2 separate regions of the Homo sapiens genome follow, and region 1 is linked to region 2. A link is an interaction called in ENCODE POLR2A ChIA-PET data of the cell type or tissue named here. Cell type or tissue: OCI-LY7. All regions are shown on one strand. Links, peaks and the distances in the headings refer to the core of each region. The heading gives the core; the rest is flanking DNA. Region 1 overlaps TIMELESS (timeless circadian regulator). Region 2 overlaps CS (citrate synthase).

What was found. ChIA-PET counts read pairs that join two places held together with the same protein. Peaks named below come from ENCODE experiments on the same cell type or tissue, not always from the same donor. Only the 100,000 strongest peaks of a DNase experiment are listed, where the experiment ranks them.
Region 1: POLR2A ChIA-PET joins it to region 2 with 5 read pairs; 14 of 35 experiments call an interaction of 5 or more read pairs at or near these places.

Annotation. Positions count from the first base shown.
Region 1 is chr12:56,440,595-56,445,971 of GRCh38, reverse strand. All of the region lies in intron 1 of TIMELESS (timeless circadian regulator), which reads left to right. Among named protein-coding and RNA genes, the nearest start is that of TIMELESS, 6.1 kb to the left of the region's middle. RefSeq lists an enhancer at 2,106-2,739. In OCI-LY7, for the core only: no CTCF peak of the experiment used is centred there; no DNase peak of the experiment used is centred there.
Region 2 is chr12:56,288,629-56,294,005 of GRCh38, reverse strand. All of the region lies in intron 1 of CS (citrate synthase), which reads left to right. Among named protein-coding and RNA genes, the nearest start is that of CS, 9.0 kb to the left of the region's middle. In OCI-LY7, for the core only: no CTCF peak of the experiment used is centred there; a DNase peak (open chromatin) is centred at 2,485.

The DNA of each region.
Region 1 (5,377 bases), core at 242-5,241, 150 kb before region 2:
ATTGCACCACTGCACTCCAGTCTGGGTGACAAAGTGAGACCCTCTTTCAAAAAAGAAAAAAAGTCTGGAGGCAGAGAAAGAGGATAGGAAGAGGTTGAGTAACCTAAGCAAGAGCTACTCAGGAACTGAACTAAGGCAGTAGCAATTGGGATAGAAGGATAGACAGCAACTGATAGAAGAACTTAAGGAAGTTAAGTGAGATGGAGCTAAGGTGACTCCTAGGTTTCTTTTTTTTTTTTTTGAGACAGAGTTTCGCTCTTGTTGCCCAGGCTGGAGTGCAGTGGTGCGATCTCAGCTCACTGCAACCTCCGCCTCAAGCGATTCTCCTGCCTCAGCCTCCTGAGTAGCTGGGATTACAGGCATGCACCACTACACCCAGCTAATTTTGTATTTTTAGTAGAGACAGGGTTTCTCCATGTTGGTCAGGCTAGTCTTGAACTCCCGACCTCAGGTGATCCACCCGCCTCGGCCTCCCAAAGTGCTGGGATTACAGGCATGAGCCACCACATCCAGCCTCTTTTTTTTTTTTTTTTTTTTTTTTTTTTTTTTGACGTGGAGTTTCGCTCTTGTTTCCCAGGCTGGAGTGCAATGGTGCGATCTCGGCTCACCGCAACCTCCACCTCCTGGGTTCAAACAATTCTGCCTCAGCCTCCCAAGTAGCTGGGATTACAGGCATGCACCACCACACCCAGCTAATTTTGTATTTTTAGTAGAGATGGGGTTTCTCCATGTTGGTCAGGCTGGTCTCAAACTCCCAACCTCAGGTGATCCACCCACCTCAGCCTCCCAAAGTGCTGGGATTACAGGCATGAGCCACTGCGCCTGGCCCTAGGTTTCTTTTAATAAGGTGAAACTCTTAGCCTTCTTCACTGAGGAGATAGTGTCAGTCCTTGAGAGAGCCAAAGTGGAGACAGACTTGGGAAGATGAGTTCAGCTTTAGACCTATTGAGTGTAAGGTATCTTTGAGACATAAAGGTAGAGAATGCTATTCAGTTAGTCAGTTTAACATACGAGATTGTCAACTCAATAGCTCAGAGGGGCCAGAAATACAGATTTGCTGGCTTCTGGCTTGGGTGGTAGTTGAAGTGCATGGGAGAGGGTGAGTTTGCCCAATCAGGCCGCGTACAGTGAGAAGGGAAGAAGGCTAAAGATGCAGGCCTAAGGAAAATCAGCACTTAAGTAGGAGGAGGAACAGCCAATAAGAGATCAAAGGGGAAAGTTTTATTTTATGTTGGATTTTTCCCCCCTTAAGATGAGCTAGGACAGGTGTGGGGGCACATGCCTGTAATCCCAGCACTTTGGGAGGCTGCGGTCGGAGGATAGCTTGAGCCTGGGGGCTTGAGGCTGCAGTGAGCCGAGATCGCACCACTGCACATCACTACACTTTTGAGATACTGCCTCAAAAGAAAAAAACAGATGGAATAGCCTTGAGCAACTCATAATATATGGGGATGGGGCTAGTATAAAGGGAAGGTTGGAAATAAGGAATAACCAACTAAGGGACAGGAAGTGATTAATGAGGATCACAGAGTACTTAGATTAGAAGCAAAGAACTAAGGGTGGGTGTTTGAAATATGTATGTTTTTAGGCTTGGGTGGAGAGAGTTGAGAGAGTTCATGTCTGATAACCTCAATTGTTCCTAACAGGAAGGAAGCAGATAAACCAGGTGGGAGGCAAGGAAGCAGTAGAGTGAAGGGGCTTGAGGATAATGATGAAAGTTAGGAATAGTGGTTCTTTGGGAAGAGACAATGAAGGGGACCAAGAATACAGAAATGAGGCTGGGCACGGTGGCTCATGCCTGTAATCCCAGCATTTTGGGAGGCCGAGGCAGGTGGATCACGAGGTCAGGTGTTCCAGACCAGCCTGGCCAACATGGTGAAACCATGTCTCTACTAAAAATACAAAAATTAGCCAAGCGTGGTGGCGGGCACCTGTAATCCCAGCTACTTGGGAAGCTGAGGCAAGATAATCGCTTGAACCCAGGAGGCGGAGATGCAGTGAGCCGAAATCACGCCACTGCACTCCAGCCTGTATGACAGAGCAAGACTCTGTCTCAAAAAAAAAAAAAAAAAAGAATACCGAAATGATTTGCTGGACCAGGCTGAAGGCCCTGCTCAGGTTGCAGGCTATACATGTTATCGGGGGAACCAGCCCCCAATATTTCAATGTAGGTTCTTTTCTATTTTCCCTAAGTGTCAGCTGGTCTCATAAATAAAGAGAAAGACTACAAAGAGAAGAATTTTACAGCTGGGCCTCTGTGGGTGCCATCACGTATTGGTAGGACCATGATGGCGACTTGAGCCGCAAAACCAGCAAGTTTTTATTAGGGATTTTAGAAGGGGAGGGGGGTACGAATAGGGAGTGGATCACAGAGATCACATGCTTCAAAGGGCAATAAAAGATCACAAGGCAAAAGGGCAGAGCAGGATCACAAGGCAAGGGCAAAATTAGAATTACTGATGAGGGTCCATGTCCCACTGGGCACACATTGTCTTGATAAACATCTTAACAGGAAACAGGGTTTGAGAGCAGAAAACCAGTCTGACTAGAATTCACCAGGCTGGAATTTCCCAATCCTAGTAAGCCTGAGGGCACTGCAGGAGACCAGGGCATATTTCATCCCTTATCTCAACCGCATAAGACAGATAATCCCAGAGCAGTCGTCTATAGGCCTACCCCTGGGAATGCATTCCTTCCCCAGGGTTATCAATTATTAATATTCCTTGCTGGGAAAAGAATTCAGTGATATTTCTCCTACTCACATGTCGTTTATAGGCTCCCTGCAAGAAGAAAACTATGGCTCTATTCTGCCTGACCCCCCAGGCAGTCAGACCTTATGGTATCTTTCCTTGTTCCCTGAAAATCGCTGTTGTTCTGTTCTTTCTCAGGGTGCCCTGATTTCATATTGTTCAAACACACGTTTTACAAACAATTTGTACAGTTAATGCAGTGATCACAGGGTCCTGAGATGACATACATTGTCAGTTTATGAAGATGACGGGATTAAGAGATTAAAGACAGGCATAGGAAATTATAAGAGTATTGATTGGGGAAGTGATAAATGTCCATGAAATCTTCATAATTTATGTTCACAGATTGCAGTAAAGACAGGCGTAATAAATTATGAAAGTATTAATTTGGGGAACTAATAAATGTCCATGAAATCTTCACAATTTATGTTCTTCTGCTGTGGCTTCAGCCGGTCTCTCCATTCGGGGTCCCTGACTTCCCGCAACATCATCTATCTTATATCACTATAGAGGGTCGTTTGGTTTTCTCCAGCACATCTGGGCCTAGATTTGAATTGAAGTCTAGGAAGCAGATGGTTGCATTGATCTGAGGTTATGTATGGTCTTTTGCAGGGTGAGTGCACTGAAAGGAAAAGAGATAGAGGCCACACGGGAAAATGGCCAAACTGATGTATATAGTGATACAGTAGTAGGATATGTGTGACCCTGGTTTGATCATTTTGTTTTCTAGCTCAGAAATCTTCAGTGGCTCCCTGGCTTAGGTTCTAAATCTTTGAACTGATGGACAAAGATGAGGTTTTTCCCATAAAGCTGGTTCCAGCTGCTTTTCCATTGCTTTCCTGTTGGACTCATCTATTCATAATGGCTCCCTCTTTGGTTTTGCACTGGCAGTTCTCTGCTTAAATGCCCATCCTATTCCCAGCTGCCTTAATCCTATGCAGCTTTCAAAGGCCCAGTTCTAATCATGCTTCCTCAGACAAAACCTCCTTGACCACTTTAACCTGAAAAGAGTACTAGTTTTTTAGTTTTTTTCAGTATCACGTATTTAGAGCTTGTACTGCCTTATCTTTTACATTGTTTGTTCTATATTTGTGGATTTTATTTCTGCAACTACATTTCTTTTTTTTTTTTTTTTTTTGAGACGGAGTCTCACTCTGTCGCCCAGGCTGGAGTGCAGTGGCACGATCTCAACTCACTGTAACCTCCACCTCCCTGGTTCAAGTGATTCTCCTGCCTCAGCCTCCCGAGGAGCTGGGATTACAGGCACCCGCCACCACACCTGACTAATTTTTTGTTAGTTTTAGTAGAGACGGGGTTTCATCATGTTGGCCAGACTAGTCATGAACTCCTGACTTTGTGATCCACCCGCCTTGGCTTCCCAAAGTGCTGGGATTACAGGCGTGAGCCACCGCGCCTGGCCTCTGCATCTACATTTCTTAAATTTCTTTAGCGCTACCATTGCACCTGCACGCTATCTTTTGCCAGGAAGGTTCTCCCTAAGCATTTAGTAACTGACTATAGAGTCTGACAGATGGAGAGGAAATTAATATTTGGGGCGGGGGAGGGGTTCTGTTTGTTTTGTTTATTTGTCTTTTGAGACAGGGTCTCACTCTGTTACCCAGGCTGGAGTGCAGTGGCACAATTTCAGCTCGTTGCAACTTCAACCTCCTGGGCTCAAGTGATCCTCCTGCCTTAGCCTCCTGGGTAGCTGGGACTAAAGGTGTACATCAGCATGCCCGGCTGATTTTTGTGTTTTATTTTTTGTGGAGACTGGGCTTCGCTATGTTGCCCAGGCTGGTCTCAAACTCCTGGACTCAAGTGATCCTCCCACCTCAACCTCCCAAAGTATTAGTATTACAGGCGTGAGCCACCATGTCCAGCCAGGGATTCTTACTTTGTGCTCAGCACTGGGTAGAGTGCTTAATATCACTGCTTCTCAAACTGTCTTGGTAAAGGACCAGGTAGATTTTTCCCTCAAGCTGTTGCAGATCAGTAGTGTTCTAAAAGCACTTCTGTAAAATAAAATTACTAGAAAAATAACATTTAAAAAGACATAGAGAATACAGGCTTTTTATTATTATCATCATTAGATTCAACAAACATTGGCTGGGTGCAGTGGCTCATGCCCGTAATCCCAGCACTTTGGGAGGCCGAGGTGGGTGGATCACTTGAGGCCAGGAGTTCAGCAGCCTAGGCAACATGGCGAAACCCCATCTCAACTACAAAACACAAAAAAATTAGCCTGGCATGGTGGCACAGGCCTGTAATCCCAGCTACTTGGGAGGCTGAGGCACGATAATAGTTTGAACCCGGGAGGCAGAGGTTACAGTGAGCCAAGATCACGCCACTGCATTCCAGCCTGGGTGACAGAGGGAGACCCTGTCTCAAAACAAAACTGTAAACTGCCTGTCAAATTGCCCTAAGATGTTCTAAGTGCTAATGCTTTCTTTCTGTACTTACCTTGATGCAGACTGCTAATAGTTTGTGGATTGGCAGTGGTCTGAAGACCAAGGTTTGAGTAGCATTGCTTTACATGATCTCATTTACACTTCCCTAATATCTTGTGAGGGTGGGTATTATTATTATTTCCTCAGTATACTGATAAGGAAAGAGATTTAGTTAAGCCA
Region 2 (5,377 bases), core at 292-5,291:
AAATGGCTTTAGTTCTCTGACCTGGTTCTGGGGAGAGAGGAGCCTTTGTCCTATTTGTGTTCGTGTTCTCTGAATGCAAGTTGTTCCTTCTGCATTGGAAGTGTCTGTAGTACAGGATTTTTTCCTACTGGTTATTAGTGTATTGTGTTTGCTCCATCAGCTAAGCCAGTCCTGCTGGCTTGGCAAGCTCTGATCTTTTGTTGATGAAGGACGAAGTCCCTGTTAAAATCAGGAGCTTCTTCCGCAAGGTTTTTCTGTTTTGTTTTCTAATTTTTTTTAGTATTATTATTTTGAGACGGAGTCTTGCTCTGTCACCCAGGCTGGAGTGCAATGGCGCAATCTCAGCTCACTGCAACCTCCGTCTCCCAGGTCCAGGCGATTCTGCCTCAGCCTCCCGAGTAGCTGGGACTATAGGCATGTGCCACCACGCCTGGCTAATTTTTGTATTTTTAGTAGAGATGGGGTGTCACCATGTTGGCCAGGCTGGTCTTGAACTCCTGACATCAGGTGATCCACCCACCTTGGCCTCCCAAGGTGTTGGGATTACAGGCGTGAGCCACCGTGTCCAGCCTGTTTTCTAATTTTTTAAATTATTTTTTGTAGAGACAGAGTCTTGCTTTTTAATTCAGAAATGCTGGGATTATAGGCATGAGCCACTGCGCCCAGCCTCCCCCAAGGTTTTAATGTTGGTTATGTGGATATGTGGTAGGACATATCCTGGATATGCAGAAGGACAGAGAGAGTCTGGATGTACCTAGGATGGAGAATCAAAGAAAATTTGGCTTCTTGACTGTAGGGTGAGGGTGCTAGATGTGGAACAGTGATGGTAATAGGCTAAGGAGTAAGAGGAAAATAACCTATATTGAGTAAGTGGGCTTTTTTTGTTTTGTTTTGTTTTTTGAGACAGAGTCTCCTCTGTTGCCCAGGCTGGAGTGCAGTAGCACAATCTCAGCTCACTGCAGCTTCAGCCACCTGGGTTCAAGCGATTCTTCTGCCTCAGCCTCCTGTTTGAAATGCTTGTTCCCTGGTGCTGTAAAGAAATAGCACTTGAACATAAATTTAATTAATTTAATTTAATTTACTCAGCAAGGCCTTTTTTTTTGAGACAGAGTCTCACTCTGTCGCCCAGGCTGGAGTGCAGTGGTGCGAACTCGGCTCACTGCAAGCTCTGCCTCCCAGGTTCACGCCATTCTCCTGCCTCAGCCTCCTGAGTAGCTGGGACTACAGGCGCCCGCCATGACGCCCGGCTAATTTTTTTTTTTTTTTTTTTTTTTTGTATTTTTTTAGTAGAGATGGGGTTTCACCCTGTTAGCCAGGATGGTCTCGATCTCCTGACATCATGATCCGCCTGCCTTGGCCTCCCAAAGTGCTGGGATTACAGGCGTGAGCCACCGCGCCAGGCCATCAAGGCCATTTTTATACTTTCTGCAGAAAGGGTACACGCCAGCAGTTTTGCCACGAGAGTACACCGAGCAAAGGAGACAGGGTCATTTATACCCTGATGCATCCACCCTACTGCTGTGTCCAGTTCCAGTTTCCATTGGCTGGAATGGGACCTCACATTTTGTATTTGTCCTGATTGGCTAGCAACTTAGAACTTTTTTTTTTTTTTTTTTAGACCAAGTCTTGCTCTGTCAGCCAGGCTGGAGTGCAGTGGCACAATCTCGGCTCGCTGCAGGCTTTGCCTCCCGGAGCTTCTCCTGCCTCAGCCTCCCGAGTAGCTGGGACTACAGGCACCTGCCACCACACCTGGCTAATTTTTTGTATTTTTTAATAGAGACGGGGTTTCACCATGTTAGCCAGGATGGTCTTGATCTCCTGACCCCGTGATCTGCCTGCCTTGGCCTCCCAAAGTGCTGGGATTACAGGCTTGAGCCACAGTGCCCAGCTGCAACTTAGAACTTTTTTAAAGAGGCAAAGGCAGAGGAGAACAAAGGAAGGTGTGAGTCACCATACCTGGCCTCTTTTAATTTTTATATTTTTTCATCTTACCACATTTGAGGGCTACAGCCCACCTCTATCAATAATAGCTGACTCACTAGAGGAGTTCTTGTAAGGGGTGGCAACAAATGAGCTCTTAGTGATTGTGGGGGAAAAACCTCTTCGTGATTGTGATAACGCCACCTCCACCCTATAGAGAATACTGGCTGTCAGACATTGTGAGCCAGGCCCTTGTCTTTGGAAGTAGCCCTCTCCATCTCTCCCCATGAAGGAGCTGACCTATTGAGTGAGATGACTGCCTGATTCTCCTGAGAGCTGCTGTTCCAGTAAGGTGACTCTACAGGTGGCATGCATCCAGAAGCCAAAAGCCCAACTGTCACACCTCCAGGATTAGGGGAGAATCTGGGAGGTAGAAGTTCAGGGATGATTCAGAGGTTTGTAATCTACCTGTCTCATCAATGAACATAACCTGAATGTACTGTTCAGAGCCATTCAGCAGCTTTCTTTGGCAGCCACGGGGTAGAGGAAATGAAATGTAGCCTTTGATGTTACAGTCCTCAAGCACCTCCTGTCTAGAGTCATTTGCTCTGCTGGTGGCCATCAGGGTTAGTTAAATTTGTTTCCTCTCCCTGAGATGCCTCCCTTCTTGGTCAAGAAGCCCTTAAAAAGAAAACTGGTATCTTTTCCTTGATGCCTGTTAAAAAAAAAAAAGAAAGAAAGAAAGAAAGAAAATTGGGACTTTATTTTGTATTCCACAGCTGGAAGGAATTATCCATTCACCTCTGCCTCAGGCTTGACTGCCTCTTTCCTGGGATCCAACTCCCAGGAAGTTCTGACACTTGATGGTAGGTGATAGGCCAACACATTTGTAAGAAACAAATATTTACTGAATTCAGCTATGCACAAAGCACTGTTCTAGATGCTTTTATGAAAATTATTTTATTTAGTTTACTTAACTACTCTGAAATTGGCTTTTATTATTACCATTTTAGAAATGTAAAAACTGAGACTTAGAAATTAGGTTACATAGCCAAGATAACACAGTGGGAAGGTGGCAGAACGTTCATTTAGGACTTGGTCCTTGGTAACTCCATATCTAAACTGTTTGGATTCAGTAAGTCTGAGGCCCAAGAAATGTAAATACTTCTGGCGAGGAGGTCACATTTTAAGTAACAAGACTTGACTACTTTTGCATATACGTCCTTATTGGAACCTGAGAATCAGACTCTGAGTTAAGTAGTTTAAGTGTTATCTTAATTATGGAAATGGGAAGAGAAATAGTAGTTCATTGTTTTCCTTTGGTTGTCTTAATTAGTAATGGAGCTAGGACTAGAACCCAGACTTCCTTTCCTAACTCCAAATTAAGTGCTCTGTACTCTACATCATTAGATAAAGTTGTCCTAAGTTGAATTTTTTCTACTCTACCCTTTTGAGCAATCTTACCAATGAATTGCTGCCTTTAAAATTCCTCTGATAACTTTTTTTTTTTAAGCTTCAGGTTTAGCAAAAAACATGACTGAACCTGACACCGAACGGTGCTAGAAAGTGGCTATCAGGCTGAGCGCGGTGGCTCACGCCTGTAATCCCAGCACTTTGGGAGGCCGAGGTGGTGGATCACGAGGTCAGAAGTTCGAGACCAGTCTGGCCAACATAGTGAAACCCCATCTCTACTAAAAATACAAAAAATTAGCCGGGTGTGTTGGTGTGCACCTGTAATCTTAGCTACTCAGGAGGCTGAGGCAGGAGAATAGTGTGAACCTGGGAGAGGGAGGTTGCAATGAGCTAAGATTGTGCCATTGCACTCCAGCCTGGGTGACAGTGTGAGACTCCTTCTCAAAAACAAACAAACAAACAAAAAAACATAAAATCTTCCGGGCACTGTGGCTCATACCTGTAATCCCAGCACTTTGGGAGGCTGAGGCAAGTGGATCATTTGAGGTCAGGAGTTTGAGACCAGCCTGGCCAACGTGGTGAAACCCTGTCTCTACTAAAAAACTACAAAAATTAGCTGGGCATGGTGGCGGGTGCGTGTAGTCCTGGCTACTCGCGAGGCTGAGGCAGGAGAATCGCTTGAACCTGGGAGGCGGAGGTTGCAGTGAGCCAAGATCAAGCCACTGCACTCAGCCTGGGCAACAGAGCAAGACTCGGTCTCAAAACAAAACAAAACAGAAAGTCAGCTGGTTGCAGTGGCTCATGCCGGTAATCTCAGCACTGTGGGAGACTGAGGTAGGAAGATCGCTTGAGCCCAGGAGTTCAAAGCCAGCCGGGGCAACATAGCAAGACCCCCGTCTCTATAAGAAAAGTTTAAAAGATAAAATTAGCTGGCCGGGCGCGGTGGCTCACGCCTGTAATCCCAGCACTTTGGGAGGCCGAGGCGGGCAGATCACGAGGTCAGGAGATCGAGACCATCCTGGCTAACACAGTGAAACCCTGTCTCTACTAAAATACAAAAAATTAGCCAGGCGTGGTGGCGGGTGCCTGTAGTCCCAGCTACTTGGGAGCCTGAGGCAGGAGAATGGTGTTGAACCTTGGAGGTGGAGCTTGCAGTGAGCTGAGATCGCACCACTGCACTCCGGCCTGGGTAACATAGCGGGACTCCGTCTCAAAAAAAAAAATTAATTAAATTAAATTTAAAAAAAAATCACCACAGCAAACAACCACCCTCAATTAAAAGGTCTCCTGCTGGGCTGATGTAGTCTCTGGGACATGGGGCCTCTCTAGTAGGGAATCTGTGGGACTCTAAACCATGGAATAGCTTGAACAAGGTTAACTCTGTAGAACAATAGTTTGAACTTATTAACATGTTTTCTTTGCCCACTTTTTTTGTGAAAGAAAGGGCAAAGTTACATCTTCAGTGCTGGGTTCAGCTTCCTGTTTGCCCATGTAGGGTGCAAGGGCTATGAAGGGCTGTTTGTGCTGCCTATTTTCTTGCTCAAGTGATCCTCAGTAAGATAGAGGAGACTCTTGAGGAAGTTAAGAAAAGGAGTTAAGGACAGCCCTGGTAACAAGTTGAGGTGTTCCTCGTTTGCTTTAGGAACATACTGGCTTGGTCTATGCTCTCTGAATTTACCTTTGGATTGATTCTTTTAAAAGTAATCTTTTCTGTCTGGGTGCAGTGGTGCATACCTGTAATCCCAGCACTTTGGGAGGCTGAAAATGGAGGATCACTTGAGCCCAGGATCACTCGAGGCCAGCCTGGGCAACAGAGCAAGACCCCATCTCTACAAAAAAAAATTTTTTTTTTTTTAATTAGCTGGGCTTGGTGATGTGCGCCTGTAATCCTGGCTACTCAGGAGGCTGAGGTGGAAGTATCACTTGAGCCCAGGAATTGAAGGCTACAGTGAGCTATTAACATGCCACTATACTCCAGCCTGGGGGAAAGAGTGACCTTTCTGAAGGGCCTCTTTTCATTCCTCCTCTCCGTCCCAACAGAAAT